Linked DNA regions of Homo sapiens: region 1 is linked to region 2. Evidence: chromatin loops called from intact Hi-C (ENCODE). Cell type or tissue: IMR-90. All regions are shown on one strand. Links, peaks and the distances in the headings refer to the core of each region. The heading gives the core; the rest is flanking DNA.

Region 1 (15,235 bases), core at 3,233-11,232, 470 kb after region 2:
TCAATTTCATAGAAATTGTAAAAAAGGAATTGGTTGGAACGTCATCTTGAAAAGCATTTAAATTTTAAAAAATTTACTTAATTTATATTTGCATATAAATATATAGTATAATTGCAAAGAGGCACCAACTCTTATAAGAATAATTGTTGGAAGTGGACGGAAGCTGGCATCATTTTTTTTCCAGAATTTATACTATAGTACCAACAAATCCTTCATTTCAAATCTCACATTTATAGCACAATCATTAAAGAGTAATTTTGAAAAATCATTTGAAATTATTTGAGTGTTCTATCAATTTTCATAGGGGCATCTTTTAATCGAAGGGCTCTCTTTTGAAGTGCCCACAGTATCATTAGCATCGTGAATTTTTTCTTATTATTATGATTCCATTTTTAACACTCAAAGGCTTTGCCTGTGATCCCTGCAGCTCCCCAATATCACCTGCCTCAACTTCTTGAAATACAACTTTTTCAAGATCTCAGTTTGCACTTTGCAATGGATATGGATTCTATTTGCACAAAATGGTGTGAGGTTTGCCACACATCAATCAAGGCAAGACCAACCTCCTACAGCAGAGGGTTTCTGGGCTCCACGCCTCCTCTCCCAGCTGCCTGACCTCAGCGCACTGGTGCAAGACAGTACTACTCACACCGAGTCCCACCTTGGGCTTCCAAAACCCTTTCCTTTTCTCTGCCTCAGATTTCTCTGTAAACACGAAATGCCACCTCCCCACTACAGGCACATCCCCACCTCTCCTCCTTCATGAGACAATTCTCAGGCATAGTCCACCCAGTTCTTCAGAGGGTCTCCAGTGTCATTGGGCCCCAGTTTTCCACAGGGCCATCCAGCTCAATAACTCACTCTTTCTTGGCCGACCCCCTGCAAAGCTAGTATCTCTCTCCCTGCTCCCTCATCCCAACCTCTCAGCATCACCCTCCAACCACCTACCCCCAAGTCCTGGGTTCAGGCTCTGCTTTCAGGGGAACCCAAATAAAGATACCCACAAAGATATTTCCATGAGAGGAAGCACAGCCCTGAGATGCATGCAGTGTTGAGTAGGGAGGGGCTTGGAGTGGGAGCTAATTTTATATGTAATCGATTTATTTTTGAAAATTTGTATTTTCTATAACTTTTGCTTCTCAACACCATCGTCCTAGCTCAGGAGAATTACATAATAAATACTCAGATAAGGAAGATTCCCTGAACTATCATTTCTCTATTTTACAGACAAAAATACTGAGGATGGGAGAACATAAGCGACTTGCAGCAGATCCCACAACTGGTAAATAGAGCAGAGTTGGAAGCTGGAATTCATGCCAAGGTTTCTCACTCACCGGCTTTACAACCTTAAGCAGCCTTCACTTCTTTGAGCCTCAGTTTCCTTCTGTAACCCACAAATGGCACAAACAGTATAGGGAAGTTCTATGCATTGAAGTCCATTCACATGAGTGTGCTTTACTGTCTGCGTGCTGTAAATGTTTGAGACATTACTACCAATATTTTCTGCCATGTAACATGATGTGTTTACTTCCCAATAGCACAATTCTCCCCCTGTTTTGTGAATGAGAAAATGAAGAGAGATATAGTTTGTAGATTTTAAAGTCCAATATACATTCAAGGAATTAATTTTACTGCTATGCAAGCTTGGACCACTCACTTGCCTTCTCTGACTTTTACAGTTGTCAGAACAATGGGATGACGGTTAAGATTTCTTCTAGGCATGATACTTTATGACCTCATGGAATTCACAGATCTACCAAGCATTGGTCCAACCCGTCTAAAGACACCATTGGCCCTAGAATTTAGTTTCCCAAGCTCTTCAAATCTTCTTCCTATAAAATAATGATAATAATAAAATTGAATTCCCAGAAGATATCCTGTCTCCATTTTACAGATGAAAGAAGTGAGTTCTGAGAAGTGCTGTAAATAATAATAATAATAACAATTGCCACTTCTGAGTAGTTAGTATGAGCAAGGCACTGTCTTACGTGCTTTACAGGTATTATTTCACTAAATTCTTGCCTCAATCAAACAAGGGATGTGCTTGCTTATCATTGAAGGTTCTTCTTCATTTTTCATTGAGGAAACTGAGGCTCAGAGAAGTCCCCACCCCAACTCTGCACTACCTCAGCTGAGCAGAGAGAGAGATCTTACCCTGGAGGTACTGGTCCAGGCCAGTGGTTTTCTGGAAAAACCACGTCAACTTGTGCTCCACATGGCAAACGACGTGGGAGAACACATCATCATCCATCAGCGGGACAAGCACACTGCTGGTCACATTGTAGGTGTGTCCACTGTACTGGACGCTGGTCTGGGGGTTTGGGAGCTCGTGTTTGTTTTTAAGCCAGGTCACAGTAACCTGGTGTGTCGAGAACCCAGAGGATGCATAGGTCAATCGGATCCTTGTGCCAGGCTCAGATCGCTGAAGGGGGCCTTGCAACTTGTAAGGCTGGACACTCTGGCCTGCAAGGATAGACCCCTCCCATGAGAGGGCACAGAGGTGCCTGAACCCCAGTGTGAACAAATACACAGCATCTGCCAAGAAGCCCATTGCTTCCTCTTTCATAAGATGTAAAGGTTATGTTCTGATAGGAACCAGTTTCTGAATCTGATAACGGAGGCCGGACAGTGAAACTGTAGCAATGGGCAACAGCAGTTTGTAAGGAGGTCAACTCCTACAGATACTGCATAGCGAACACTCACTTGGCACCTACCCTGCCTACAGGCTCTTCCCTAAGTCACTGAGTTCTCACAGCAGCCCTCAGAAGTGGGTGCTGTTACTATCCCCATTTCACAGATGAGGAAACTGAGGCCAGGCAGGCTAAGTAACTTGTCTAAGGTCCATCAGTCAGTGGCAGAGCTGGGATCTTAGCCAGGTAGTCAGGCTCCAGGGTCGGCACCCCTTACTGTCACTCAGCCCTACCCTCAGTCTTTGAAAATGGAAGAAAACCTCATTTCTCAGAGGCTGGGTCATGGAGAAGAGGCTGGAACCATGGAGAAAAGGTTAGGAGCACAGGCTTTAGGATCTCACTCAACCCAAGTTTACATTTCCACTCTCCACTGAAGCCCAAGCAACTTAACTCTCTGAGCCTCAGTTTTTTCATCTGTAAAATGGGGGCGATTTTTTTTAATAGAAGAAGAATGGCTTAAATTTTATAACAACTATTCATCCCATTTTGATATCTGGAGTATAATTAAATTCAGACTTCCTTTGTTTATTTAGCCATTAGTTTTGATGAAGTACATTTTTCTTTTCTTTCTTTTTTTAAATTTTATTTTACTTTAAGTTCTGGGATACATGTACGTAATGTGCAGGTTTGTTGCATAGGTAAACATGTGCCATGGTGGTTTGCTGCACCTATCAACCCGTCACCTAGGTATTAAGCCCCGCATGCATTAGCTTTTGGTCCTGATGCTCTCCTTCCCCTCACCTGCTGCAACAGGCCTCGGTGTGTGTTGTTCTCCTCCGTGTGTCCATGTGTTCTCATTGTTCAGCTCCCACTTATGAGTGAGAACACGTAGTGTTTGAGTTTCTCTTCCTGCATTAGTTTGCTGAGGATGATGGCTTCCAGCTTTATCCACATCCCTGCAAAGGACACAATCTCATTCCTTTTTATGGCTGCGTAGTATTCCGTGGGGTATATGTACCACATTTTATTTATCCAGTCTATCACCAATGGACATTTGGATTGATTCCATGTCAAGGAATTTATTTTACTGCTTTGCTATTGTGAGTAGTGCTGCAATGAACATACGCATGTATGTATCTTTGTAATAGAATGATTTATATTCCTTTGGGTATGTACCCAGTAATGGGATCGCTGGGTCAAATGGTATTTCTGGTTCTAGATCCTTGAGGAATCACCACACTGTCTTCCACAATGGTTGAACTAATTTACATTGCCACCAACAGTGTAAAAGCGTTCCTATTGCTCCACAGCCTTGCCAGCATCTGTCATTTCTTGAGTTTTTAATACTTGCCATTCTGACTGGTGTGAGATGGTATCTAATTGTGGTTTTGATTTGCATTTCTCTCAGAGTTAATTAATAAATTAAGTGATGTAACTAGTGTAGAATATGTAGCACACAGTAATCACTATATAAACGGTAGCCCTCCGCACCATATACTCACAATGACCATCCAAGGAATTATTATTAATCATATTTTTAATATTAACAGATAAAGAAAAGGCTCAGGGAGGGTTAGTGACTCATCCAAGGGCCTCACAGTGAACAGAACTGACATTGTAACCCAGGAATTCTGACTCCAAGCCAAGGCCTTTTTCTGTTACATCATAGCTGCCTCTACTTCTGCACAGTTGGCTCTATATTAACCAATGACCTTTAATATTGTCCTACTTGCAGCTCAGCTCTGGGCTAGGCACTGTGGAAACTGCAAACAGTCACTGCAGAGAACTTGCTATGGGCCCCATTGTCCAGATGCCAAGCAGGAGTCAAGGAAAGGAATCTTAAGCAGGGCTCTTTGAGGTGGGTATAACAATTGTCATTACAACAATGGAAAACTTGACTCAGAAAGGGAGTTGCGGCCAGGTGTGGTGGCTCACGCCTGTAACCCAGCACTTTGGGAGGCCGAGGTAGGTGGATCACCTGAGTTCAGGAGTTCGAGACCAGCCTGACCAACACGGTGAAACCCCATCTCTACTAAAAATACAAAATTAGCTGGCCATGGTGGTGTGTGCCTGTAATCCCAGCTACTTGGGAAGCTGAGGCAGGAGAATCACTTGAACCCGAGAGGCAGAGATTGCAGTGAACTGAAATCACACCATTGCACTCCAGCCTGGGCCATAAGAGCAAAACTCCATCTCAAAAAAAGAAAGGGAGTTGTTTTGTCTTAGGTCACATGGCTGGGGACACTGATCTGTTTGACTCCGACGTTTGGCCACCTCGAAACATAAGAGCCAGTCCCTGCTTCAAGGATGTGAGAGTCTAATCACGGAAGATGGGTGTAAATGGAATAAAACCCCAGGTCGGGGGACTTTGGGAACGCCCTTGTAGTTTAAATACTAATTGTGAGAACTAACTGGTATGGACCGATAAGACCACACAATTCAGGAAGAAATAAATATCAGAAATAGAGCATTTAAAATTGAGATTTGAGAAGAGACTTGAGATAACACTAAGCTTTGTATTCTCGGGCAGGATAGGAAAGAAAAATGCAGAAAAACACATTGAATTTTTGAACAGACACGCCTGCATTCTAACCCCAGCTATGCTGTTTGGAACCTCTGAGACCTTGGTCCCTGTGCTAGCTCTGGGCTCTGTTGTAGGATCAGATAATGTATTTGAGGATGCCTAGTGTGCAGTAAATGCTCTACGGGTGTCACCCAGTAGGAACAGAGACAGAGTGGGGAGTTCGTAACAGGTGAGGGTGCTGATGAAGGCATTTATGGGCCAGGTTGGGGAAGGATAGCTGCAATGCTTTGTTAACACCAAATAGAAAGGGGCCTAAATGCCAGAAAAGGAAGGGGCTGCCCTTCCCCCTGCAGACCACGGGGCCCCACAAAGCTGCATAGCGGAGCCATATAATCAAAAGGATGCTCCCAGGGGGTTAATGTTGCAGCAGTGGGCCAGATATACCGCATGCAGGCAAAAGAGAAAAATAAAAGAAGAAAAAACCAGCATGAGTCAATAAAGAAGTATCGTAACTTGCTTCTGATCAGAAAGGACCAGTTTTGAGTTTTTCAGCCAGACCTGTATATCCTGCTGGGTGAGTGTTTTTCTTCTCTCTGCTGGACAACAGACAAAAAGGCACGGGGAGACTGAAAGCTGAGTGGGATCATTCCTCTTAAGAATTCTTACAGCAGCCAGATAAGAGGCCAATTCCGTCAGGGAGAGAGAGAATGCGAGGTGGAGGGCCCTGGTGGGAAGATGGGCTGTTGTTGCCGGTCCGGCACCCTTACCCTGGCAGCGGCCTGCGCTGTAATACTCCGAGGCATCCACCCTCACTGCCCCCAGGGGACTGTCCTTTTTGACTTCACGTGGTTCTGGAGGGCTGTGGGTCCATAGGCTGGCTTACCCCTAGCTCACAAGGCCCGGCCGATCCTAATGACCTCCACCCACCCTCTCGGACACTGAGCGCCCCCACCGCCCAGCCGGCCCACTCTGGGCCAGTAATTCATTCTCCCGAGCTCATCCCAGCCTCTGGGCCGGTAGTTCATTCTCCCGAGCTCATCCCAGCCTCTGGGCCGGTAGTTCATTCTCCCGAGCTCATCCCAGCCTCTGGGCCGGTAGTTCATTCTCCCGAGCTCATCCCAGCCGGGCGGAAGGAGCGCCGCCCGCGCTCTCTGGGTCTGAACTGCCGGCCGACAGCTCCCTCTTGTGGAGAAAACGGTTTGAGGCCGCAAAGAGTGAGCGAGAGACGGAGGCAGAGATTCCAGGCGGCAAGGCGGGCCAGAGAAACGATCAGCACGGCCAACAGACGACCCACAAAATGGGAGAAAATATTCGCAAAGCGCGCATCCGACAAAGGTCGAAGATCCACAATCTATAAGGAACTTAAATAAACTAACAAGTAAAAAAATAACACCATTAAAAAGTGGGCGAAGGATGTGAACAGCTACTTTTCAAAAGAAGACACACCCGCGGTAAACAAGCATGTGAAAGAATGTTCATCGCTAATCATTAAAGAAATGCAAATTAAAACCACAATGAGATACCATCCCACACCAGCCAGAATGGCTATTATTAAAAAGTCAAAAAATAACAGAGGCTGTACACCAAACTGCCCCCAACACAGTTTACCTATGTAAAAACCTGCACATGGGCCCAGACCTAAAACCAAAGTTAAAAAAATAATAATAAGATAATATAAAAATACTCAAAAAAGAGAGAAAGTGAAGAGGACAAGGAAAAAGAGAAGGATGGAAGGAGAAGGAAAGTGAGGGGGAAAAGGAAAGGGAAAGGAGGAGGAGGATCTGTTTGACCCCGTGTAAGGGCCTGTCCTGACCCCATGTAAGGGTCTGTCCTGACCCCGTGTAAGGGCCTGCCCTGACCCTACGTAAGGCCGTGCATGGACCCTCTTTTCCAGCTGAATTCAGAATTCTGGCCTCTGTTTAAAGTTGCCATCCAGAAACTTTCAACTGTGCCAGTCTTGATTAATAGCCTTTCTAGAAGGCACTTTGGTGCTCAGCAGTCCTTAACCTCTGCCATTTCTTGCAGTCAAGTGTTAAGGTGGAGAACTTTCAACATCAAGAATGCATGGAATTAGGGAAGGGGAGTCCCACCCTTTCTTCTTGGGGAGGGTGTGGAGGAAGGCGTGAGAAGTGGAGTCTGGGGGCGAATGTGTGAGAGTTGTATCACCAGCTGCGGGTATCCTTCCTTCCTTCACCATCATCCAATGCCGCCCTGAGTCTCTGACCCTCCCCAGCCGTGCTGCCCACAGGGGATGTCCAGAGGGGCTGGGCCAGAGGCTGTACCCACCTTTCCCCTGCCTGCGCACCTGGGCTTGCAGGGTGACGTTGGCCTTGAGTGGGGGCTGCTCATCGTGGACCACCCAGCAAGCAAACTCACGCTCCTCCAGCGTGGCCTCTGCCTGCCACGTGTGCTCCAGAGAGTATGTCCCATCTGGATTTCTGGTGGCCTGAGGGGACGAGGGGACACCAGGGTCTGGATCATGCTCCTGTTCTCCATCCAGGTGAGTCGCAGGTGGGCGGGATAGAAGTGGAGGACGTGGCAGGTGAGATTCACTCTGTCTTGCACATGTACATGGGTCCCAGAGGTTTCAGTGGTGATCTTCAGGGTGGGGACAACTAGACAGAGGAATAGGAAGTAAGACCTGGTGAAATCAGCCCCTGCCTGTGGCCACCCATGCTTCCCTCTCCCAGGGAACAGCCTCAAGGTCTCTCGCCTTTTTTTAAAGAAATATTTTTTTCTTGTATGCGTAATGTAAAGCAAATAGGGCTAAATGTTAATATTCATTAAATATGGGTAAGGGTACCTGGGTGTCTGCTATATTCTGTATTTTTGAAATATTTCATATCAGAAAATATAATTTTAAGAATTAGTAAAAGGTGATGCCCATGACGACAGGGACTTTATTTTGCTCGTTGCTGCATCCCCAGCACTGAGCACAGGGTCTGGCATACAGTGGATATTCATTATTATTAAATGAATAATAAACATTTAAAAAAAAAACTGTAACAATGACATTAATAGAACAAAGATGTTTAGAAAGGGAGTCTGGGACCAGATAATAACAAGATCAAACATTCGTAAGTAAGTCACTGCATGCCAGGCACTGTTATGTGTGTTTTATAAGGAATAATTCATTTAATCTTCACAGGACAGCTATGAAGTAGGTCCTCATTTTTTTCCTGTTATATAAAGAAACTGGTATTAAATAGTCAAGTAACTCACAAGATCCCACAAGTTGTAAAGTGGCACAGCTAGGATTAAAACCCAGACAGCGAGCCCCTGGAACCTGCGCTTATAACCACAATACACATGATCAGAAATCCATGAGGAATTTCATTTCCCCATTTATGAAATGAGGCTTTGGGCAAAAACCCTGAAAGCTGGATGCTTCCAGGGTTAATGTCCACCCCACCTGACTGCCCATTCACCTCAGAGCACTTGGGAGAGATTCATGGTTGTTTTCAGGGGCTCTGCCAGGGCCCTGTGGGTGACTTCGCAGGTGATCTCAGATGAGACATCCTGTCGGGTCAGTGTCACCCATGCCTTGCTGGTGATGAAGTCATTGCCTCCATTGTCAGGCACCAGGCGCTGAGCTGAGGCTGGATGTTCATCACTGTCCTTCAACCACGTAACATTGAAGTCCCGGGAGAAGTCCTGGGAGTTGAAGGGGACAGCAGTACAGTTGAAAGGCACTGAGTCTCCAGGGCTTGTCCTGTGAGATGGACCAGTCAGAGAGATGAAGGGCTGTCCAGCTAAGGAAAGAGCAATTGTGATTGTACACTGAGAGTGGGACACACCCCACAGGCACCAGTGGCACCAGAGCTGTGTCAGGCCCTGGGGGCCTACTATATGCTGTGTCTGATTCTGTCTTCAGGCAGCATATCGGCATTTGATCATAAGAAAACAAGCAAATGCAAATGTGATTATGACTGATCCCAGTGCCATCAAGGAAACCCAAAGACTGCATAGATGGAGAATACAGGGAGGACTTATTCTAGAAGGGCAGCTGGGGAAGAATTACTTGAGGAGGTGACATCATTGAGCTGAAACTCAGGAATGAATAGGAGCCAGCAATGGGAAGGGACAGAGGAAGGACATTCCAGACAGCGGGGACAGCAGGAGAGAAGGACCTCAGGCAGGAAGGGCTTGGTGGGCTTGAGAAACTGAGAAGTCTGTAGGGGACCCTAGTGTCATGGCAAAGAGGTCCAGAGTGAGAAGAGCCTGGGGACCATGGTGATGATCTTGATTCTATTCTGAGAGTGATGGGAAACCAGCAGAGACTTTAACAGAGGGGCAAAGTGGTCTGATGTACATTTTTTAGAGGATAACTGGGGTTGTTGTGTGGAGAATGGGAAGGAGCGTGGCAGGAATGGAAGCAGGGAGACCAGTGGGGAAGCTGGTACAGACCTCCAGGCCAAGGTGATGGTAGCCTGGACTAGGGTGGTGAGAAAAGGAGGCTCGAGACACATTTGGAAGATACAGCCCACAGGACTCAGTGATGGGCGGGATGGGGGGTGAGGGACAGAATGAATTCTGGATCAACAATTCCCAGGTTTTCTCTAGAGCAGCTGTGTGGGTGGTAGCTCTACTTTTTGAGCTGGGAAGATCTGGAGAAGGACCAAGTTGGGATAGGAAGGGAATGGTGATGAATCAGGATTTCCATTGTGGATGTAAGTTTATAAGGACTTGAGTGTAAAGTCAAGAATCACCCCAACAGGGATGGTTGGCCCCCCTACTCGGGTGCCTCCCATCAACACTTCACTAGACCCCCGTTGTCTGCTTGCTTACCTGCAGTGACAGGGAGCTGTCTCCATGAGAAGCAGCTCCATTCACCCTCACACCCAGCTAGGACTATGACAAAATATTTCCTGCTTCTGGGATATAACCTGGGATCTGTCTCCCAGAATTTTCCCAGGAAAACTGCAGGATGAGACTCACCCCTCCTTCTAAGGACAGCCTTGCAGAGCTCTGGAGCAAGAAACTCCCCAAGTCTTCACAGCATTCCCTAAGCCCCTGCTCTGCACCAGGTCAAGAGCTGGGTGCTGAGACCACAGAGATGAGTCAGACAGGACCCCCACCCTTGAGAAGCATCTGGTCAGATGGGGGTGAAAGGCAAATAAACAACCAATGACAAGCAGGATGACAGGCAGAGGGCAGCGCAGGAGGCCATAGGAACTTGTCCTCTTAGCACACAGCTCTGGTACCTTCTGGACTGTGCTCTGCCCTCATCACCCACCCTGCACACAGCACCGTGTGGTTCAGAAAACATTTTCAGCCATGTGTGCTTCTTTTCTTCCACATCTCAGCTGTGGGAGGCTGGTATTATTGTCCTCACTTTCCAGAAAAGGAAACAGAGATTCAGAAAGGTCTCGTGACTTGCTCAAGGTCACACAGCCTATCAGTGACTAAAGAGGGAGGGTAAGAAGGCCTGTCTGACTTTGGGTCCAGGACTCTTCCATGCCTCCAATGCCGGAGGCTCCATCACTCTGGCGACTTCTCTCTCTCTCTTTTTTTTCTCTCTCTCTCTTTCTTTCTCTCGCTCTGTCTTTTCCACCCTTACACCCTCTCTGACCCAGAACAGGTAGCCACCCAGACTAGAGCTGACATCGGGAAAACTGGGAGGTGGGCTCCTCTTTTACCCCCTGACCTCCCCCGAGCCCCTCACCCTTAGGTCACTTCCTCTTCTGACCCCCAAGCTCCCACCAGCTCCCTTTGTCCGCAAGGTCTACATTGAAGAAAAGATGCAAAACAGCACCTGACTGGCAGGAAAACAGCTCAGTCACCTCCTCTGAGCCTCAGTCTTCCTTCAGAAAGACACAGTGGCTGGATTTGGTCATTCCTGGGGGTCTCCTTGCCTGCCCTGAGGGTCTCTCTGGGCAGGAATCAGGACTCACCTGTGAGTCCCAGCAGAAGGGTGGGCAGGAGGGAGCCCAGGGCCCGCCCAGGTGTGGTAGCCATGGTGAGAGACTCACAGTGCTCCTGGTCTGTTCCTGGTGGCAACCACTGGATAAGGCCCTGAAAGAGCCCAGGAGCCACTGACCAGCCTCTGACAGCCTGGAGCAGGCCTTATACTTCCCAGCTGCCTACCCCACCCCATTCTCTGCCATGCCTGGAACAGAGGCCTGAGCCACAGTGAGGGAAGTGGTCACTGTGGCCACGGCCTCCTTCCAAGCTGCAAACCTTCAGGCCTGAGGTGTCTAACCAGGGAGGCATCTGGAGCCTTTTAATGGGTTCCGACTGTCCCTGATTCCCCATGAGCAAAACCAGAAAGCGGCTGAGCTCTGCCTCAAGCTTCAAGCCACAGAGCTGGCCTCTGATAGGCTGAGCCTTGATGTCCCTTGTCCTGGAGGCTCCTCCATGCTGAACAAGCAGCATCAAGAGCCTGCCCTGTCCCAGGCCCAGACACGGCTTCTGGGAATGCAGAATGGATCAGATATGGGCCCAGAGGGTTGAGAAGTGAGCCTTGACATACACAACCACGTGCAACCAAGAAAGACCCTAGACTTTGAAACCCAACCCTTGCCTCACAGCTTAACTGGGCTTGGACAATGGTGGCACGGATTTCCCATGGCCCAGAACTGTCTACTAGGCTCCACGTTGGGGAAACATGAGTTTGAAACACAGCCACCAGTTTCCCTGACCTCCCTATGAAAACAACCTCTCCCTTTGGTCTCTCTCCATTTCCTTACCCTACGTTACTGGGCTTTCCAATGGTTAGCCCTGATGTATATTACTCGTTTTTATCCATTTCCCTCATGAAAAACAAATGATTTGCCCTGAAGACTACTGCTTTTTGTTCATGGCTGTAACCAGCAGCCACACAGTGCTGGGCACAGAATAGATACTCGCTAATAACAAATGAACCTTTGGGGCCAGGTATGTTCTCAAGACTGATTACAAAGCAGCCAAGCCCAGCCTGCTCCCCAGCCATCCCATCTCTTTGGGGTCTGTACGCTCAGCTAAAGTGGAGGGAGAGGCTAGAGAGGAGTTTTCTAGCCTGGGTGAGGCTGTTATGGAAACTCCCCTGACCTCACAACCCCCCACCACTACTCAGCCAAGCAAGGCACCCCAAAATGACTCCTAGATATTACGTGCCTGCAGGAGGAGGAGGCTGGCTTTTCTTTTTCCAGGTGTCTCCTGAAGCAACAGTGGATTTGCTGATCCACCTTGATGTTGCCCTGAGCAGGAGAAAAAGGAACTGAAAAGAGACAGCAGGGTAGAGTGACGGGGTGGCAGGGCAGCAGCTCAAGCTTCCTCCATGCAGAGTGGCAAGGGGGTGAGGTCCATGGAGAGACCCTCATTGAAAGGGGGGAGCCGACCTTAGAGCATCCCACTCAAGAGAGATGACCACTGGCAAGAGGGCCTAGGAGTAAGAGACTGCAGCATGGACTCCAGCGGGGAGCTGTGAACCTGGATCAGATCATGCATAAAAGAGACTGTGCAGCAGACTGTGTACCCCCACAGCATACACACATGGGCACACACACGTGCACATGCATGCACACATGCACACATTCAGGATCCTCCTAGGAATCCACACCTGTGCCCTAGGAGGCAGCTGGCTTCCAGAGTCCAGCCATAGTGAACAGAGCATTGCTGGGTAAAAGAAGTCCCTCTTTTTCCATCTCCCTTCCCAGGCCCTAACACACCAGATGATAGACAGACCCAATTCAGGGAAAGGAGGAGGGACAAAAGAATGCTTCACCTCCATCCCTTCCAGATCCCTCAGCAGGGACTTGGAGGCAGCAGTGGGCTGGGGTGAGAGAAGGAAGTGGACGCTGAACTAGATGTAATGTTGGCATTTTCAACCAGACTAGTTTGGACTGGGCAGGGCCTGACACAGAATAGTTACTTTATAAAGTTTGGTAAAATTATTCATCTACCCTCAGTTCCTTGGTGACACTAGCCACATTTCAGACACTCAATAGTCACGTGTGGCTACTGGCTACCATAGTCGACAGTGAGGTCTTGGGTGAAACATTCTTCATCAGGGAAGTCTTTTCTACCCTAATGTCTCCCTGTGGGTTCAAATACTTCTCTTGCAGAGCATTTATCACAGTTATAATTAAACTGTTAACTTGAAACTAGTTGCATAATAACTCTTTCCCTTATTAGACTGTAGGCTCTGGAGGACAGGGACCATGTCCTTGGTCACTAGTGTAAATAAGTGCCGGATGAATGTTTGTTGGATGGATGGATGGGTGGGTGGATGGATGGATGGGTGGATGGATGGGTGGATCCATGGATAAACAGACTAAGAGGAAGGTATGTGCTACAGGGCAAGGGACAGAAGGAAGCAATCCCACTGAGAAAGCAGAGAAGCCTTCCTGGAGGAAGTGGGCTTCCTTCAGGGCTCCTGTCTCAGCCCTCCAGCTTAATCACACCATCTACACAGAAGGAGAAGACTGGCAACACTAGGGCTAAGCTGCAGTGGGTGGGCAGCCATGGGCAGCCTGCCTTGTGGGGCTGGAAGGCTGAAGGGGAAGTGGAGAAGATGAGGTTCTCCAAGGAGTGGCCTGAGGAATGCCAAAGTACCCACAGGGCTAGCCCAGGCTGGGCCATGCGTCCACTGGGTAAGGCTTGGCTTCCTCTGAGTAGAGTCACGTCAGTCTCCTTCCTTATTCTAGCACCGGCAAGAACTGGCTGTCACGTACTCTATAAGCACAACCTTTTATAGGAGCTGGGGACCCAAGAGCCCTCATCATGAATATGGGCCCCTGTGCTGGCCTAACAGGCTGAGGGCCCAGAGAGGACAGAGAGTTGCTAGCTCTTCAGAAAAGGGACACTGGGCCAGGTGCAGTGGCTCATGCCTGTAATCCCAGCATTTTGGGAGGCCAAGGAAGGCGGATCATGAGGTCAGGAGTTCGAGACCAGCCTGACCAACATGGAGAAACCCTGTCTCTACTAAAAATACAAAAATTAGCTGTGCGCGGAGGCATGCGCCTGTAATCCTAGTTACTCAGGAGGCTGAGGCAAGAGAATCGCTTGAACCCAGGAGGCAAAGGTTGCAGTGAGCTGAGATCGCGCCAGTGCACTCCAGCCTGGGGACAGAGAGAGACTCTGTCTCAAAAAAAAAAAAAAAAAAAGGACATCAATGACCCTAAAATCCAACTCCTTGCTGCAAGGACCCATGGATCTTTTACCCTCACCCCATCTTCTTAGACTTACCCTTGACAAGCTGCACATGTCACTCTGAGCCTCCTGCGAACACAAGTCCGTGTCTCCCCAAGACGATGATCAGCCTCCTTGAGGACAGGAACCCTTCCTTGTCCACTTGCTCCATGTCTGAGACCTCAGTGCCTCACACAGCCCCTAACACTGAATAGCCCCTGAACATGCATGTGTTAAATAAATGTGTTTCGTTATTGATTTACTTATTCCTGCAATTCTTTATAGAGTGTCAATTATGTGGCAGGCATCATTTGGGGCACTGAGCAAGTGAGCAGTGAGCAAGATAGTAAAAATAAAGGAATACCTAGGCAGTATAATTCCAGGGAGGTTAACTGGTATGAAGAAAAAGAAGTCAGGGGATAGACAGTAGCTGCGTATATTTTGGACCGTGTGCACAGGAAGCCTTCTCTGGGGAGGGGCCTATGAGCTGAGACCTGAATGAAGGAAGTGGAAGTCATAGGGAGTTCTAGGAGAAGAATGTTCCAGAGAGAGGAATACACTTGCAGGGCAGGCATGAGCTGGGCATATGTGAGCCACAGCAAGGTCACTGTGGTGGGAGCAGAGTGAGGGAACAGATGGTCATGGGAGAAACTGCAGGACTTGATCTTGGAGGCTGTGCTGATGAGGTTAGAGTGTAATCTGTGTGCAGTGCCTTGGGCAGAGAGCAGTACCGGAGCAGGATCCAGGTCACAGATTGGAAACTCACACTCTGGTGGCTGTGTGTATGTGTGTGTTGGAGGAGGGACAGGCTGGAGGTGGGTAAGGAAGGAAGCAGGGGAGAAGAGGAAGCAAGAGGCCACTGCAGTTAGGGATGGCTGGACACAGGACTCTGGAGCTGGGGGAGAGATAGGTGATGGAGATGGGGGATAGATATTTGCAAGCTGTCAACATGTGGATGGTTTCCACATGG
Region 2 (15,235 bases), core at 3,579-11,578:
GTGCCCAGAGCTGGATGCCCACCCTTCAGGGCCCAGAGACCCCAACTCAGCAGTGGTGGTGACAGTGGGTGATGAGCTAGAGGCCCCAGAGCCCATCACCCGTGGACCCACCCCACAGCGGCCTGGTGCCAACCCCAACCCTGGCCAGTCGGTGAGCGTGGTGTGCCCCATGGAAGAGGAGGAGGAGGCTGCCGTGGCTGAGAAGGAGCCCAAGAGCTACTGGAGCCGCCACTACATCGTGGATCTGCTGGCTGTGGTGGTGCCGGCCGTGCCCACGGTGGCCTGGCTTTGCCGCTCCCAGCGGCGCCAGGGCCAGCCCATCTACAACATCAGCTCCCTGCTGCGGGGCTGCTGCACTGTGGCCTTGCACTCCATCCGCAGGATCAGCTGCCGCTCGCTGAGCCAGCCGAGTCCCAGCCCAGCGGGCGGCGGCTCCCAGCTCTGAGGGGGCCCATTCTGGCAGCGGCGCCTGCGGCCTGACCACTGATTGTAGGGATGCCGTTCCCCCCTCCCTTCTCCCATGGGCATCATCTTATTTATTTAGTTTTGGGTGTGGAACTGTTTCTTTTTTTCAAGATGTTAAAACAGTCCCGTGGAAGGAGCAGGGGTTGGAGAAAGGCATCCCAAAGCTTCGATGGAGAGCAGGGAAGGGGGACCCAAGGCAGGAGGTACACCAGCTGGACAAATTGCAGGGAGGGGAGGGAGCGAGGGCCAACCCGGCCCCTCTGTCCCCTTGGCTCTTCAGACAGGGCCAGCCCTGCTCAGGAAGTCTCTGGCTGTCTTCATGTGGGGAAGCCGGGCTTGAGTTGCCCATAGGCCCCTGCCCTGCACCATCCTGTCCAGTGCCCTGCGCACTCCATGCCGTCTCTTCCAAGCCACCTTGCCCGCAGCCCAGGCTCCTGGGCCAGTGCTCTCTCCTCAAATGGAGGCAGCCATGGCCTGAAGTGCAGATCACTGACCCAGGGCTCAGAGCAGAGGCCAGAACCACTGGGCCGGCCGGCATTCCAGCCTCCCCAGACTGCTGCCCACCTTGGGACTCAGGAGCTCAGTCAAGGCCACAGGCTGGAGGAGAGACGGGGCTGGGCGCAAGGTGGCGGAGGGCAGTGTGGGTTCTGTGTCTGTCTGTTCATCCCAGGCTTTCCCGTCATCCCTTTCCTCTTGGCACTTCTGGGTGTGTCAGTCATTATTCCTGTGAGGTAGCTAAGCCCGGCAAGCTCAGTGCTGGGGTAGGAGGGCCTGCCTGAGTCCCAGCTCCCAGCTGGAGAATCCACCAGCACAAGAAGAGGAGGCAGGGGCAGAAACCCAAGGGGGCTCCCCCAGCCTTCCAAGGTGAGGCCATCTCATCTGCAGGCTGGGAGGCAGGGCTGGACTCAGGAACCCACAGCTTACTGAAAAAGCCAGAGGCCATGACTGCCCCCAGAAACTTGCCCCGAGTTTCTCTGGGGCCCTCGGGCCCAACTTCTGCTTTGCACTATGTTCACTTTGGGGTTGGTTCTCAGCCATCCAAGGGTCTCCAGTGAGGTGGCTGCTTGCTGTCTGAGATGAGGGTTCCTAAACCTTAAACCTCTCTGCCTCTGGAGGAGGGTGGGGTATTCTGGCAGGATGAATCGCAGGATGGCGCGTACTGAAGCCACGATGTTCATCCAGGCCAAAGCAGGGTGTCCTGGGATAGGTTTCCTAGGCAGGGGCGTGGCAGAGCAGGTAGGCGCCCTGCAGCCTCCCTGCTCCCAGCCCAAGGCCAGTCGGCCTGGGAAGTTCACTGCCCCAACTCTTTTCCCGGGACCATACTGAGTCCCCCAGCCACGCTGCTGACATTACCATTATTATTTTACCAAGTAAACTCACTCCTTTTCCCCCACAGGGGTTACACCCATCTGGTTGTCCCACCCACTCTTCAGAGGCTAGGCCCCACCTCTGGGGGTTGGAGGGACCCTGTGTCTTACTCGCCCCTCTGGCCTAAGGGCCACTCTGGTTATCTGCCAAGGTTGCTTGCCCTCACCCCAATGCTCCAACAGCCATTGCCTAACTCATGGGCTCTGCCCTTCTGCTCGGTGCCCTCCACGTGAGGCGGGGCACCTGCATGCACTGGGAGGGGGCGGCTGGCCCAGCCCTCGGGGCAGGAGCCCCCTCTGCCACACGCTTTGTGCCTCCAAAGCTCCCCCCGCCTTGGTCAGGGCCTCAGACCAGCCAACCTTTGTGGAATAAGCCCCAGCCCAGCCAAACCAAACCCAGATGCCTGAGGCCTGGCTGGGGCTGCCCCCGCAGGACACTGTGGCCATGCCACGGAGGGGGCAGTGGACAAAACCAATCCAAAGCCAAGCCGGGACTGGCTGCGGACCCAGCCTCCTGTGCCGCGCACTCACGGAGCTGCGTAGTCTCCTCAGACATAGTCAAAGCTTTGCCGAGAAAAGAAATGTATGAACTATATTTGACAACATAAAATCTCTCTATTTTTCACCACTGGAATTTAGTCAAGCTTCAGGCCCCTCTGCTCCTGTCTGTGTCTTGCGTCTGTGGCCTTCCTATTGTGTCTTGTGTTTTGGTGGATGTGACAGGGCTGGGGCCACAGTCTACTCTGTCTCTGCTGCTAGAGAAGCCACCTGTGGAGGACTGGGCTGTGGTTGGGCCTGAGGCCTGTGGAGGAGGTGAGTGTAGCCAGCAGCGGCCGTCTACTCCTGTTCTGGCCTGAGACCACCGGTGTGGGTCACGAGGGCCCTGGCCCACAGTGTTGAGGGTCCTCTCTTTCGGGGGCTCTCCTGGGGCCTTCGATGGGCTTTTCTTCTTGTCAGTGGAGGGAGCAGCTCCCCACTCAGCCCTGGGACAGGCCCTGGGACTGTGGTGGCCGGTGGCCCTGGCCCAGCTCTGGAGTGCATGTGTGTGTGCTCAGATCCCGCATCTATGCAAAGGTGCAGGCTGCCTGTGAGGCTCCAGGCGGTGGAGGTGCGGCAGCTGCTGCTCAGGTGCCATGCCCTGAAGAGGCAGGGTACACATGGGGCTGGGAGGGCAAAGATGGGGCGGGGCCTCCCCCTGAGAGAGCTCACCCTCCACAGTGACCCTTTTCCTTCCTGCCTAATACCTCCTCCCGTTGGGCTGTGACTTTTCCTCCTGCCCTCAGCCTCTGAAACAGAAATCTTTGGGGCCTCCCCTTTCCCCAGCGTCTGGCAAGAGCTGATGAGGTCCTGAGGAACAGTGTCCCCAGGAACCACCTTCTGGAGCCTAGCGGCCAGACGTGGCTTCTCCTGAGTTCTAGGGCTCGGGCCAGAGTGGCACTACTGCCCGGCCAGTCCAGGCTCAGGCAGGAATCGGACGCTGGGGCCCGGGCTCTGCACAGAGAGCTGGGCTTGAGTGGAGTTTATTGTAGATTTCTCCCAAGGGGATCACTTAGCTTCTCACTGACACACCCTTCCCAATTGCCACAAGCGCAGGGGTATCTTACAGCACTTTGGGGAGGGGTGGGACAAACTGCAAGGTTCTGGGGCCAAGGCCTACCCAGGGGCCTCTGCCCAGAGAACTCACAACCCCCTCTCTGACCTGGGGGACAATGCAAACAGGTCACAGTGCATTCCCATATTAGGCCATCCCCTTCACGAAGAATTCAGGGGATGTGGGAAGTGGGGAGGCGGGGAGGGATCTTGACTCTTGTCTCCTTTGTCCTTTTGTTCAGACAGAGTTGTACCTGCAGCAGACAACTCTGAATTAAAGCATGAAAACACAGCAAGCCCCTTGGCCTGTTTTCTTTATACTGGGTGGTTTCTCTAAGGGGAGGCAGTGGGAGGGTTCACACCATCTTCCTCCAGCGCAGGGGTCACAACACCCGCACGGGAAAAAGCCACGTGGGCAGCGATCATCTCTGATGTGCAGGGAAGCAGAGAGCTGTGTGGGGCTGAGGCACCACTGCCCTCTTGGGGTCAGGCTCAGAGTCTGGAGCCACCTCCCCCTGCCCCCACATGGCACACCCTGCTGGGCGCCATGAGCACATCGCGTCTCACCTTCCCCAACACCCCCTAAAGTGGCTTCTCATGCCCACTTTGCAGAAGCAGAAGCAGCCACGGTCACACGGGGGGTGCCCCAAAGCCAGTGCTCCCTTTGTCAGCCCCACTGCCCCACAGTCCTACCCCATCCCCACAGTTCCATCCTGTCCCCAGTTCCAGTCATCCCCGCGCCAGGCTGGCAGGTGGCACGTGACAGAGGCAGAGCCAAATCATGGCTCTCAGAGGCCACGCGTAGAAAAGGCCCTGGTCTCACCACGGTTTAAGAGGAAACCAGCCCTGGCACGTCAGGGGACCAAGGATTCCAGAATTTTCAGTTACCTTTTTATTTTATTTTCAATAGTTTTGGGGGAATCAATTACCTTTGCGGACAGGGTTTTGTTTAAAATCAAATCTTTATTCAAAAGATAGTCAAGGCTGACAACTTATGCAGTCTGTGACAAAGAGCAAGTCAAGGCAAGGAAAAAGCTCTCACAAAGAACGTAGCTCTGTTCTCTTAAAATGTGTAACTGTTTTCCTGGTAGAGCAAAATTTCTTGAAAGGGGCCCAGTTGCGACTTTAAGCAGCGTTTAAACAGCCTGCCTCCGTGTCCAGCATTTAAATCAGCACAAGAGAATCGGCTGCCTGTGGGCCCTGCCTGAGCCTCAGCCTAGCTTGGAGTCTGAGGCTCCAAGGAGGCCTGTGTGTATAAGCCATCCCATGGTCACCCTCCTGGACACGCCCCCCTCATGGCAGCCCCCACCTTAAGCAGCAGGCCGGCTGCAACCCATCATCCGAGGGTGGTTGCCCTTTGCTGCAGGAGGGCGGGAAGCCCCCCCTGCCTGCCCTGCCCTGCAGTGGCTTCAGGCATCTGGGATGGAGTGGTCCATGGTGTGGTGGAGCAGGACTGGAGGCAACCTGGATACAGCAACAACAGTGACCAGGTTGGCAGCTCCTTCTCTCCACCCTCCAGCAACCTCCACCCCCTTCCGAGCCAGTGCATCCCATGTGGGCCTTCACTCCCAGTTCTAAGACTTTCGAATCACCAGAAGCCACAAGCTACCTTGGAGGGAGGGGAAGGGAGGATAGAGCTGGCTGAGCCTGTGCCCTGTGTCAGCACTGAGAAAGTGGAAGTGGCTGAGCCAGGTGCACCTGGGAGGCCGGGAGGTGAAGGGGATGGCAGAGGAGGGGTGAGGAGGGGTGAGGAGGGGTGCAGCCTTACTTTTTGACCATGTGCTCGTAGATCACACTGGGGATGATGGTCAGGGTGACAACGTTCCCAGCCGTGGCCAGAATCTCCATGATCTTTTTGTCCTAGGGAGGAGGCAAGTAAGCGATCACCCTAAGGATTGGGGACCAGGGGCAACTCTACAGGCCCCTCTGTGGAGGGATCAGCATGGCCACTGCTAGAGGACACCACTGATGGCTGACTGCAGGGCAGGGCTGCCTCGGACCCCGAGCCTGTCAGATGAGGGTCCCAGCAGACTCCCAGGTAAGGTCTTGCTTGAGTGAGAACATGGGTCTCCCACCTGAGGATCTCCTTGGTCAAATGAGCATGCCTCTTCCCACCCTCAGCTTGAAGGCCAGCGGTGTGAGCCTGACGCGTAACAGGGCCTCATCAATGCGATTCTCCTCCCCCTTCCAAGGGCTCCCAGAGACTCACCAAGCCCACAGTCACATTTGGGTTCTGGCCTCAAAGCATAAATGCCTCCCCATCCTGTGGGAGGTACTAGGCGTACCCATCCACCCTCTGGCTCCTGCTGCCTCCAGGGCCATAAGGATCCTCCTCCTCTTACATCCTCTTACATTTGCTTGTTTGATAAAAAGAGATGGGCCTGCAGACACCACTTAGATCATGGGAAGAACAAGAAATTAAAAGTCTCTACGCAAAGCGTGCCAGGTGGTCCAAACACTAACGTTATGGCCATAGAAGAGCCTCTGGCCCTCACTCAGAGCCTATTGACCTTTACATTACACATGTATGTTATCTGGTTATGTGTTTTCTTGGTTGTTCGAAAATAAATGTGAGAAGATGTGCTAGACAGGACTAGTGATGGCCACAGGTGGAAATAAACTTTGAAAAGACAAACGATCTCAAGAAGTGTGGCTGGCTGGGACAAACCCAGTTCTGAAGAACCTCACGACCCCATGGATTTCTGAATAACGATTTTCTAAAACATTCCTAAACTACTGAACATGATCCACTATACCAAAAAAAGTGCCATACAGAGCAAGGAGGTGTCCATGCAGCCAGCAATAGCTATTATGTATTAAGCACCTGCTATGTGCCTGGCACTGTGCTCAGAGCTCTAGGTACACTGTCTTTTTTTTTTTTTTTTGGAGACAGGGTCTCTCTCTGTTGCCCAGGCTGGAGTGCAGTGGCATGATCATAGCTCACTGCATCCTTGACCTCCCAGGCTCAATTAGTCCTCCCACCTCAGCCTCCTGAGTAGCTAGGACTACAGGTGTGCACCACCACGCTTGGCTAATTTTTTAGTTTTTTTTGTGGAAAGAGGGTTTCACATTGCCCAGGCTGGTCTCGTGCTCCTGGACTTAGTGATCCTCCTGCTTTGGCCTCTCAAAGCACTGGGATTACAGACGTGAGTCACCGCACCCAGCCCTACGAACACCGTCTTACTGAACCCTCACAGCAACCTTAGGAAGAGGATGCTGAGGCTCAGGTGGGGTAAGCAAGCTGCCCAAAGACCTGAGCCCTCCCACCACCCGGCAGTCCCTCCCTGGTGCGGCCACCAGCCTACCTTCAGCCCGATAACATTCTGCCCGTCCACCTCACACACGTAGTGGTTGGTGAGGAGCCCGTTGCGGGCCGCAGAACTCCCTTTGACCAGAGAGACAATCTTCCCCTTCTTGATCACGAAGCCGACGTGGCCCATGCTGTCCTTGTGCATGGTGACAGTCCGCTGGAACGGCCTGGCAGGAGGGACAGTGAGCTGTCCTGGGGACATGGCTGGGGTGAGACGGAGAGGCTGCCCGGGCCTGGCTACTCACCTGTCCCGAACCACCACGACAATCTTATCGCCTGATGCCTTCTTCACCACCTGATGGGCTTTGTGCGAGCTCCACCCAGCACAGTCACGCCCGTCAATCTGCAGGAGCTGGTCCCCAAAGCGCAGCCCCACAAGGGATGCAGGGGTGTTGGCCTGGACCAACTGCACAAAGAGCCCCTGGGGGAGGCAGGGCCCCAGAGTCAGTGTCCCTGGCCCACCCTAGGCACAGATCCCTCTTCCAACCTGTTGTTTTCCTCCTGATACTCCAGGAACCTACAGGGTGCCAGGGACACAGCTCTGCATGGCAGGCACCAAGGTTACCCCATTTACCGGGGAGGAAACACTCTAGGCCTCATAGTTAGGAAGCAGGTGAGTCAGGATTTCAACCCTGGCCTGGGGCTGCACTCCGAAACACTCCACTGTACCATTCACAAAGGCATGGGCTTCCCTGGCGTCGGCTGTCTACACCGTCGCCTGGAAGCTAGATGCCCTGGGCAGCGAAGGGCAGGTGGGGAAGGGAGGCTCCTCCGAGCGACGGAAGCCCACGGAGAGGCCAGTGGAGGGCCCTGCGCAACCCAGCACCAGCCCCGCCCGGGTCTCGGGGAGGAGGGACTGGGGGCAAGAGCCTGGCCGCTGGGGTTAGGAGGCCCGCTCTGCACCTTCCTTACTGTGGACGGGCCCTCTGAGCTCTGAGGCCTGGCGGGAGAGCGCGTGCAGCTCGAGCTCCTCTTCCCACCCAGCCCCCGCGCCCTACCTGGTCGACCTTCCGCAGCCTCAGCCCGGTCTTGCCGCGCTCGTCCTTGCACAGGTGGATCTCGCGCACCCCGGGCTTGATCTCAGCTCGCCGCACGCCCAGGCTGTACCCGGTTACCGGTGCCACCATCTGGCCGGGCCCGGGGCCCGAGACCGCTGTCTGCAGACACCAGGGGGCAGGGGGTCAGCCCGGCCCGTGGGGACCCTGTGCCTCAGGAGACACTGGGGTGGGGGTAGGGATGGGGAAAGGAGGATGGAGCCGTCCCCGGGTCCCCCCACGTCCCCAGTCCACGCTTCTCCCCTAGGGGCGAGAGGAGACGTGGCTCCACGCGGCCACTAGGGGGCGTCAAAGTCCATGCCCTTAAAAAGCCAGGAAAACGGGGAGGGAAGGGGCGAGGATACAGGAAGAGGCCCTTCATTTCCCAAGGGAAACTGGCATCAGGAAAAGCCTCCTTTAAAACCCACTTAAAATAGAAAAAGTCACAGTAAATAGTGAGCAACAGGGGATAAAAGGACTGGATTTTTGTCTTGAGAAAAATGTAAAAATATACAAATTCATGATGCAGAAAAAGGCAAGGAACTTCACTCTCCCAACACTATTAAAGATGGTACTGGAAGACCTAGCCAGCACAGTAGGCAAGAAAAGAGGGGGAGTCACACAGATCAGAAGAGAAGAAATAAAACGGTTCCTATTTATAGATGGCACGATGGTCTACTAGAAAATCCCAAAGAATCTACAAATAAACTCCTAGACCAAATAAAAGAGTTTAGCAAGGTCCTGGGATACAAAATTAACACACAAGATTCAATTGTACTTCTGTATACTAACAACGAACACATGTAAACTGAAATTTAAAATACAACACCAGGCTGGGCGTGGTGGCTCATGCCTGTAGTCCCAGCACTTTGGGAGGCCGAGGAAGATGGATCACTTGAGCCCAGGAGTTCAAGACTAGCCTGGGCAACTGTTGAAACCTCCTCTCTACTAAAAATACAAAAATTGGCTGGGCTGGTGGCAAGCACCTGTAGTCCCTGCTACTCAGGTGGCTGAGGCAGGAGAATTACATGAACCCAGGAGGTGGAGGTTGCAGTGAGCCAAGACTGAGCCACTGCTCAGTCCAGCCTAGGTGACAGAGCAAGACTCCACCTCAAAAAAAAAAAAAAAAAAAAAAAGGAAAGGAAAGGAAAGGAAAAGAAAAGAAAGGAAAAGAAAAGAAAAGGAATACAATACAATACCACTTACAATCACTCAAAAAAAAAAAAAAAAAAAGAGGCCGAGCTCAGTGGCTCACTCCTGTAATCCCAGCATTTTGGGAGACCAAGGCCGGAGGACCACTTGAGGCCAGGAGTTCAAGACCAGCCTGGGCAACAAAGCAAGACCCCCATCTCTGTTAAAAACAAAAACGAAGCAAAATAAAACCTAAAAACAAGAACAACAAAAAGAAATACGTGTAAATCTAACAAAACACATACAGGAACCGTATGCTGAAAACAACAAAATACTGATAAAAGATATCAAAGAAGACCTAAATAAATGGAAGATTCTCTGTATTCACGTGTTGAAAGAATTAGTAAAGCTGTCAATTGCCACCAAATTGATATACAGATATAACACCATTTCTATCAAAATCTCTACAAGATGTTTTGCAGATCCAGGGAAGGTTAGTCTAAACTTTATATGAAAAGACAAAGGAATTTAGAATAGCTAAAACAATTCTGACAAAAAGAATAGCGAGAGGAATCACCACCAAATTTCAAGACTTATTATATATAGCTACAATAATCAAGACAGTGTGGTACTGGTGAAGGGATAGACAAGTATCAGTGGAACAAAGTAGAAAATCCAGAAATAGCCTCAAATGAGTAAAGTCAACTGCTTTTTGCAAGAGTGCTTTCAACAAATGGTGTTGGCTGGGCGCAGTGGCTCATGCCTGTAATCTCAGCACTTTGGGAGGACAACACAGGGAGATCAGCTGAGGTCAGGAGTTCAAGACCAGCCTGGGCAACAGGGTGAAACCTCATCTCTACAAAAATACAAAAATTAGCCAGGTGTGCTGGAACGTGCCTGTGGTCCCAGATACGCAGGAGGCTGAGATGGGAGGATCGCTTGAGCCCAGGAGGCGGAGGTTGCAGTGAGCCAAGATCATGTCACTGCACTCCAGCCTGGGTGACAGAGTGAGACCCCATCTCAAAACAAACAAACAAACAAAACAACAAAAAAAGCAAATGGTGCAACCATGGCAAAAATATGAACTTTGACTGAAACCTAACTCCTTACAAAAAAATTAACCCAAATTCAATCATAAACGTAAACGCAAAACATAAAACTATAACCATTTTAGAAGAATACGAAGGAGAAAATCTTTCGGACTTAGGGCTAGGTAAATATTTCTTTACAAAGTATGAGCCACAAAAGAAAAAAAAATCAATAAACTGGACCTCATCAAAATTCAGAACTGTTAAGCTACAGACTGAGAGAAAACATAAACCACACATCTGACAAAGGACTTTAGAATACACAAAGAACTCCCAAAACACTACAGACAAGCCCCAGCCTGGCCAACATAGCAAGACCTTGTCTCTGCAAAAAATAAAAATAACAATAATAAAAGAAATTAGCTGGGCATGGTGGTGTGCACCTGTGGTCCCAGCTACTCGGGAGGCTGAGGTGGGTGGATCACCTGACCCGGGAGGTGGAGGCTGCAGTGACCCGTGATCGCACCACTGCACTGCAGCCTGGACAATAGAGCAAGACCCTGTCTCAAAAAACAAGAAGAAGAAAACAAGCCATTTAGAAAATGAGTAAAATATATGAAGAAACATTTTACCGGAAAGAATATACAGATGGTAATAAGCACATGGAAAGATGGTCCACATCATCAGGTGCCAGGGAAATGCAAATTAAGACCATGATGAGCCATCATTATACCTATCATAGTGGCTAAAATATAAAATAGTAATAATACCAAATTCTGGTGAAGACATGAAGAAACTGGAGCACTCATGTATTGCTCACGGCAAAATAAAATGGTATAGCCACTCCAGGAACTAGTTTGGCAGTTTCTTTTTGAGACAGGGTCTCACTCTGTCACCCAGGCTGGAGTGCAGTGCTGTGATCTTGGCTCACTGCAGCTTCCACCTCCTGGGCTCAAGCAATCCTCCTGCCTCAGCCTCCTGAGTAGCTGGGGCTACAGGCACAAGCCACCATACCTGGCTAATTTTTGTATTTTTTGTAGAGATAGGATTTCACCATGCTGCCCAGGCTGGTCTCGAACTTCTGGGCTCAAGTGATCCACCTGTCTCAGCTTCCCAAAGTACTGGGATTACAGGCATGCACCACCACACCTGGTGGCAGTTTCTTTAAAAAACTTAAACATACATTTGTCATACAGCCTAGCAATTGCACTTTGGGCATTTATCCTAGAGAAATGAAAACGTATGTCTATACAAAAACCTGTATAAGAATAACTTTGTTTGTAACCACCAAAAACTGGGAACAACTTAGCTATTCTTCAACAGGTTAAACAAACCCTGGTACATTCACATCATGGAATACTACTCAGCAGTAAGAAGGAATGAACTATTATTGACACACACAACAGCCTGGATGGATCTAGAGGGTATTGTGCTGAGTGAAAAAAGCCAACCTCAAATGGTCACATACTGTACGATTCCACTTATGTAACATTCTGAAATGACAAAATTATAGAGATGGAAAACAGAGGGCCGGATGCCAGGGGTTAGGGAGGGTGGCAAGCAGGCAGGCATAACTATACAGAAGCAGCCTGGGAGGGAGGTGGTTGTGGTGATGAACTAGTTCTGTATGGATTGCAGTACTGGTTACATGAATCTACACACTGATGAAATGACATAGAACTAGAGACACACTGTACTCGCGTAAGACTCCTGGTTTTGATAGTGTACTATAGCTATGGAAAACATAAGCATTGAGGAAACTGGGTGAAGGGTACTAACAACTTCTCTGTACTCACTTTGCATCTTCCTGGGAATCTACTGTTTAACAATAAAAAGTTAAAAGACATACAAAATTTTAAATTATAAAAATGTATTCATCATCTTATATTTTATCAAAATTACGGTTGAATGCATTTATGTCTTAATTATAGGAACAAAGAGTGATGACAGTGGGGCTGCCTACAGAAGGACCTTCTTTGCTTCATGTCTGCCTTTCACAGCACGACCATGAAGGGGGCCACTGTGGAGAAACACCCCAGGGTGCCATCAGTTCTTCTCAGGGTCCCACATGGCCTCATCCTTGTGGATTTCCTCCTGTCAGATCCTCGTTTTGGCAGTGGCTTTGTATGTGTCTGTGACAGTTCTCTATCATCATATCCATGAACTTCATGAAATTCCCCAGCCTTAGACAACTTTGCAGTTTGTACTTTCAGTTTCATCGGCTCAGGACGAGCCTGGCAGGAAGACTGACAGGTGGGACGCAGGGATGCTAGAGCTAACTGGCAAGGGGCTTAGGCGGGGACTGGTTCTACAGGTAAATATGTTTTCAGTGGCATATATTTCTGTGATGGTGTCTTTTGCTCCCCGAAGCCATGGAAAGCAGGAATTGAGCCTTGTTGTTTAATTTGGGGACCAGAGTTGGGTGACGAGCTCCTGCCCTCTCGGCTCTGTTTATCCATGCAGGCAGCCCTGCTTTTGATGTCCCCAGGTTCACGCTGGGCTTAATGACCTCCCTTCTCATCCAGCTCAGGCCCAAGGTCAAAGGGCAAGCCCTGGTTCTCCATCCCCAAGGCTTGTGGGAAGATCTGAAACCATGAAAGCCCACAGTGGTTTTCGTGAAGCCTCAAAATGAACGGTGCCATCAAGAAACAGAGCCAGCAGAGTGCTGGGGAGAGGGGAGGTCCGAGCACAGAGAGAAAGAAGGTCTGTTGAAATGGCAAGACCAGGAAAAAGGGAGGATTGGGAGGTTCTGCGCCCGCAGCAGGCAGAAGCCAAATACATACACTGTCACCCTCTGGAATCTGAAGCAGGCTCTCCTGGACTTCTTGGCTGGAGAGGGAAAGACCCATATAATTTTCCAGTTCTGCCAAGTTTGGGTACAAAACTGATAGGGAAAGAAGGAAGAATAAATGTGTCATTAGAGGACATGTGCTTCCCTATGCCTGCCTGGCTCCCCTGTGGCTGCTCATTTTTATTAAGAAATGGAGCCTGGGAATGGTATTTATTTCCAAGACTGTGGGGTATCCCCAGGAACACTCACTGATGAGCGCTCCTCAGAGGGCCCAGGTGCAGGGTAGGACACCGAGTCCTCATGCACCACTTTGCTATTCAACTCCACTGACTTTATTTGACACCCAGAAACCTCTGCATCCCTCAGCGAATGGTTCCCACCAGGACTGGCAGGGTCCTAATCCCTTCTTATAAGGATTTGTGTCCTTATAAGAAGAGACAACAGAGGGCTCATGCATGCGCTCTCATGCTGTATCTCTCTCGTGTTCTCGTTTTCTCTCTCTCTTTTAAGCAAGTACACTGAGGAAAGGCCATGTAAGGACTCAGCCAGAGGGTGGCCATCTGCAAGCCAGGAAGGGAGGCCTCACCAGAAACTGAATTGGCCAGAACCTTGATCTTGGGCTTCCAGCCTCCAGAGCTGTGGGAATATACATTTCTGCTGTTGAAGTCATCCAGCCTATGGTATTTTGTTATGGAAGCCTAAGCTGAATAAGGCAAGTGGGGTTCTGGCCCCTTCTCTCTTTGAGCCGCTATCTGCCGTCCACTTCTTCCCCACCTGCCCCCACCCCAGGCCAGCCATAGTTCCAGCAAGGAAGTCTGACAAGTGTGGTATTTCATTCCCGGGGTCACATGAGATTGGATCACCAGAATGGTGCTGAAATGCTGATTTGAGGTGACTCAAATCGTTTATATAGACAGAGGCCCCACAAATGATATCACATCCTCAAGGCAGCCTTGCTGGGGGCATCAGAGAAGCCATAGCTTCCCTAACTTGAGCTGGGTTTGGAAGGATAAACAGGGGTTCACCAGGCAGTCAAGGAGGGAGGGGAACAGCATGGGCACAGGCTCTGGGAGGTGAGGTGACTCAGCCCAGGTCACCCAGGCAGTAAGAGGTGGGTGGCAACTGGAAGCCTGGTCCTCTCTTCCCACCATGTTGAGTCCTTAACCCTGGAGCCTCCCATACCTTTGGCATTGCCAAGCTTCCCTGATGATCTCTTCCCTGAAAGGACTTGGCACCCAGGAGCCCCTCATCCCAGCCCACTCACCTGGTGGTGGGGAAATGGCTGTTGCCTGGACTGGCAGGGCTGGCATCTTGGGTGAGGCTCTGACCTGGGCCTGGGGAGGAGCAGGGAGCACTGGTCAGCTGTGGCCAGGACCCCAGGAACCCCAGAGCCTGGAGCTCCATGAGGCCAGGGTCTGGGCATTAGGGGTGTGAGTGGGCCCGGGGTGTGGGGGGAGTGTGCACCAACCCTCAGGGCTCAAGATCACGTAAACGTGGCCTCCGCAGATGTGTCTTTTCCTGGGAGGAAGTTCTGGGGGACTGTGACCCACCCTATGTCACAACCCATTTACTGCCTGCAACAGGCAGAACATCAAGGCCCATCTCCCAATCAAGTTCTCAGCTGAAAAGTCTCCATTTCTCAAAACCCACTGGAACCACAGAGTGCTGGGATGGAGGAGGAAGGGGGCTTCTGGGGGCTAAGCAGACCAATGCCTATGCCCACTAGTCTTGTTTCCTCTGAAAGCCTGCCTTAGAGCATGGAGCCCGCCCATCCTGGAGGGAGGGAGAGCTGGGCCTGGGCAGGACAGAGCAGGCATGAGAGAGGCATGCGTGCGCTGCTTGGTCTTTTCTATTCTTGCTGTAACGCCATTGGCATTGCCCCCTGGATGTCTTCTCTGCCCAGCAGGCCCTGCAGTGGACACCTACATGCCCTGAGGCCTACGGGAATCTCCAAGTGGCCCCAGTACCCAGCACCTTCCAGGGTAATCCCCAAGGTCCCCTTCAGGGAATCCAGGCCAATGGGGCCTGGCGACTTACCTGAATGGCTTGGTCCACTTTTAGGTCCTCTAGAGATGGGTACAGGGATGACATGGCTGATTCTCAGAACACCCTGCAGAGTGCAGAGGGTGGGGAAGGATAAGGATGCAGCTGATGCCCCCTTGAAAGGAGGCACAGACATCCGCAACAGCAAGCGGGTTGGAACTTAATATTCAAACAGAAAGGCAGCAGGGCACTTAGAATGCCTCCCCGAACTCCACCCCTAATCCCCTGTCGATATTTGAACTCTACTGTATTCCACTCATCTCCAGCCTCACTGTCAACTTTTAATCTTGGCCACAATGAAGTAAGACCAGTAGGAAATTTATAAAGACTCTCACACAAACTGTAGCAGAACTTAGACACTCAACAGGGCACTGCTCCAGAGGGAGGAGGGAATGGGGGGTGGAGAGGCACCATGAGCACTTATTTACTAAACACCTTCTCATTGTCCCAGGGAGAATCAGCAGGACCTCTGAGCA

What was found. A loop is a pair of places that touch in the nucleus more often than their neighbours do. Peaks named below come from ENCODE experiments on the same cell type or tissue, not always from the same donor. Only the 100,000 strongest peaks of a DNase experiment are listed, where the experiment ranks them.
Region 1: it touches region 2 in a loop (11-fold over the local background); 9 of 110 quality-filtered maps call a loop at or near these places.

Annotation. Positions count from the first base shown.
Region 1 is chr20:1,771,080-1,786,314 of GRCh38, forward strand. It overlaps the pseudogene LOC100289473. Among named protein-coding and RNA genes, the nearest start is that of SIRPA, 120 kb to the right of the region's middle. In IMR-90, for the core only: a CTCF peak has its summit at 6,340 (motif pointing left); DNase peaks (open chromatin) are centred at 4,242 and 6,312; H3K4me3 peaks cover 977 bases; H3K27ac peaks cover 564 bases; H3K27me3 peaks cover 1,638 bases.
Region 2 is chr20:1,305,610-1,320,844 of GRCh38, forward strand. It overlaps SNPH (syntaphilin), which reads left to right. Exons shown (of 7, transcript NM_001318234.2): 7 at 1-3,718. The coding sequence ends at 445. SDCBP2 (syndecan binding protein 2) reads right to left here. Exons shown (of 9, transcript NM_080489.5): 2 at 14,754-14,826; 3 at 13,981-14,050; 4 at 12,709-12,809; 5 at 7,731-7,889; 6 at 6,978-7,153; 7 at 6,728-6,899; 8 at 5,191-5,282; 9 at 4,300-4,886. The coding sequence starts at 14,807. The coding sequence ends at 4,832. FKBP1A-SDCBP2 (FKBP1A-SDCBP2 readthrough (NMD candidate)) reads right to left here. Exons shown (of 10, transcript NR_037661.1): 3 at 14,754-14,826; 4 at 13,981-14,050; 5 at 12,709-12,809; 6 at 7,731-7,889; 7 at 6,978-7,153; 8 at 6,728-6,899; 9 at 5,191-5,282; 10 at 4,300-4,886. It overlaps LOC124904856 (a long non-coding RNA gene), which reads left to right and starts at 14,826. Exons shown (of 2, transcript XR_007067487.1): 1 at 14,826-15,235. In IMR-90, for the core only: a CTCF peak has its summit at 8,070 (motif pointing right); a DNase peak (open chromatin) is centred at 8,092; H3K4me3 peaks cover 211 bases; H3K27ac peaks cover 137 bases.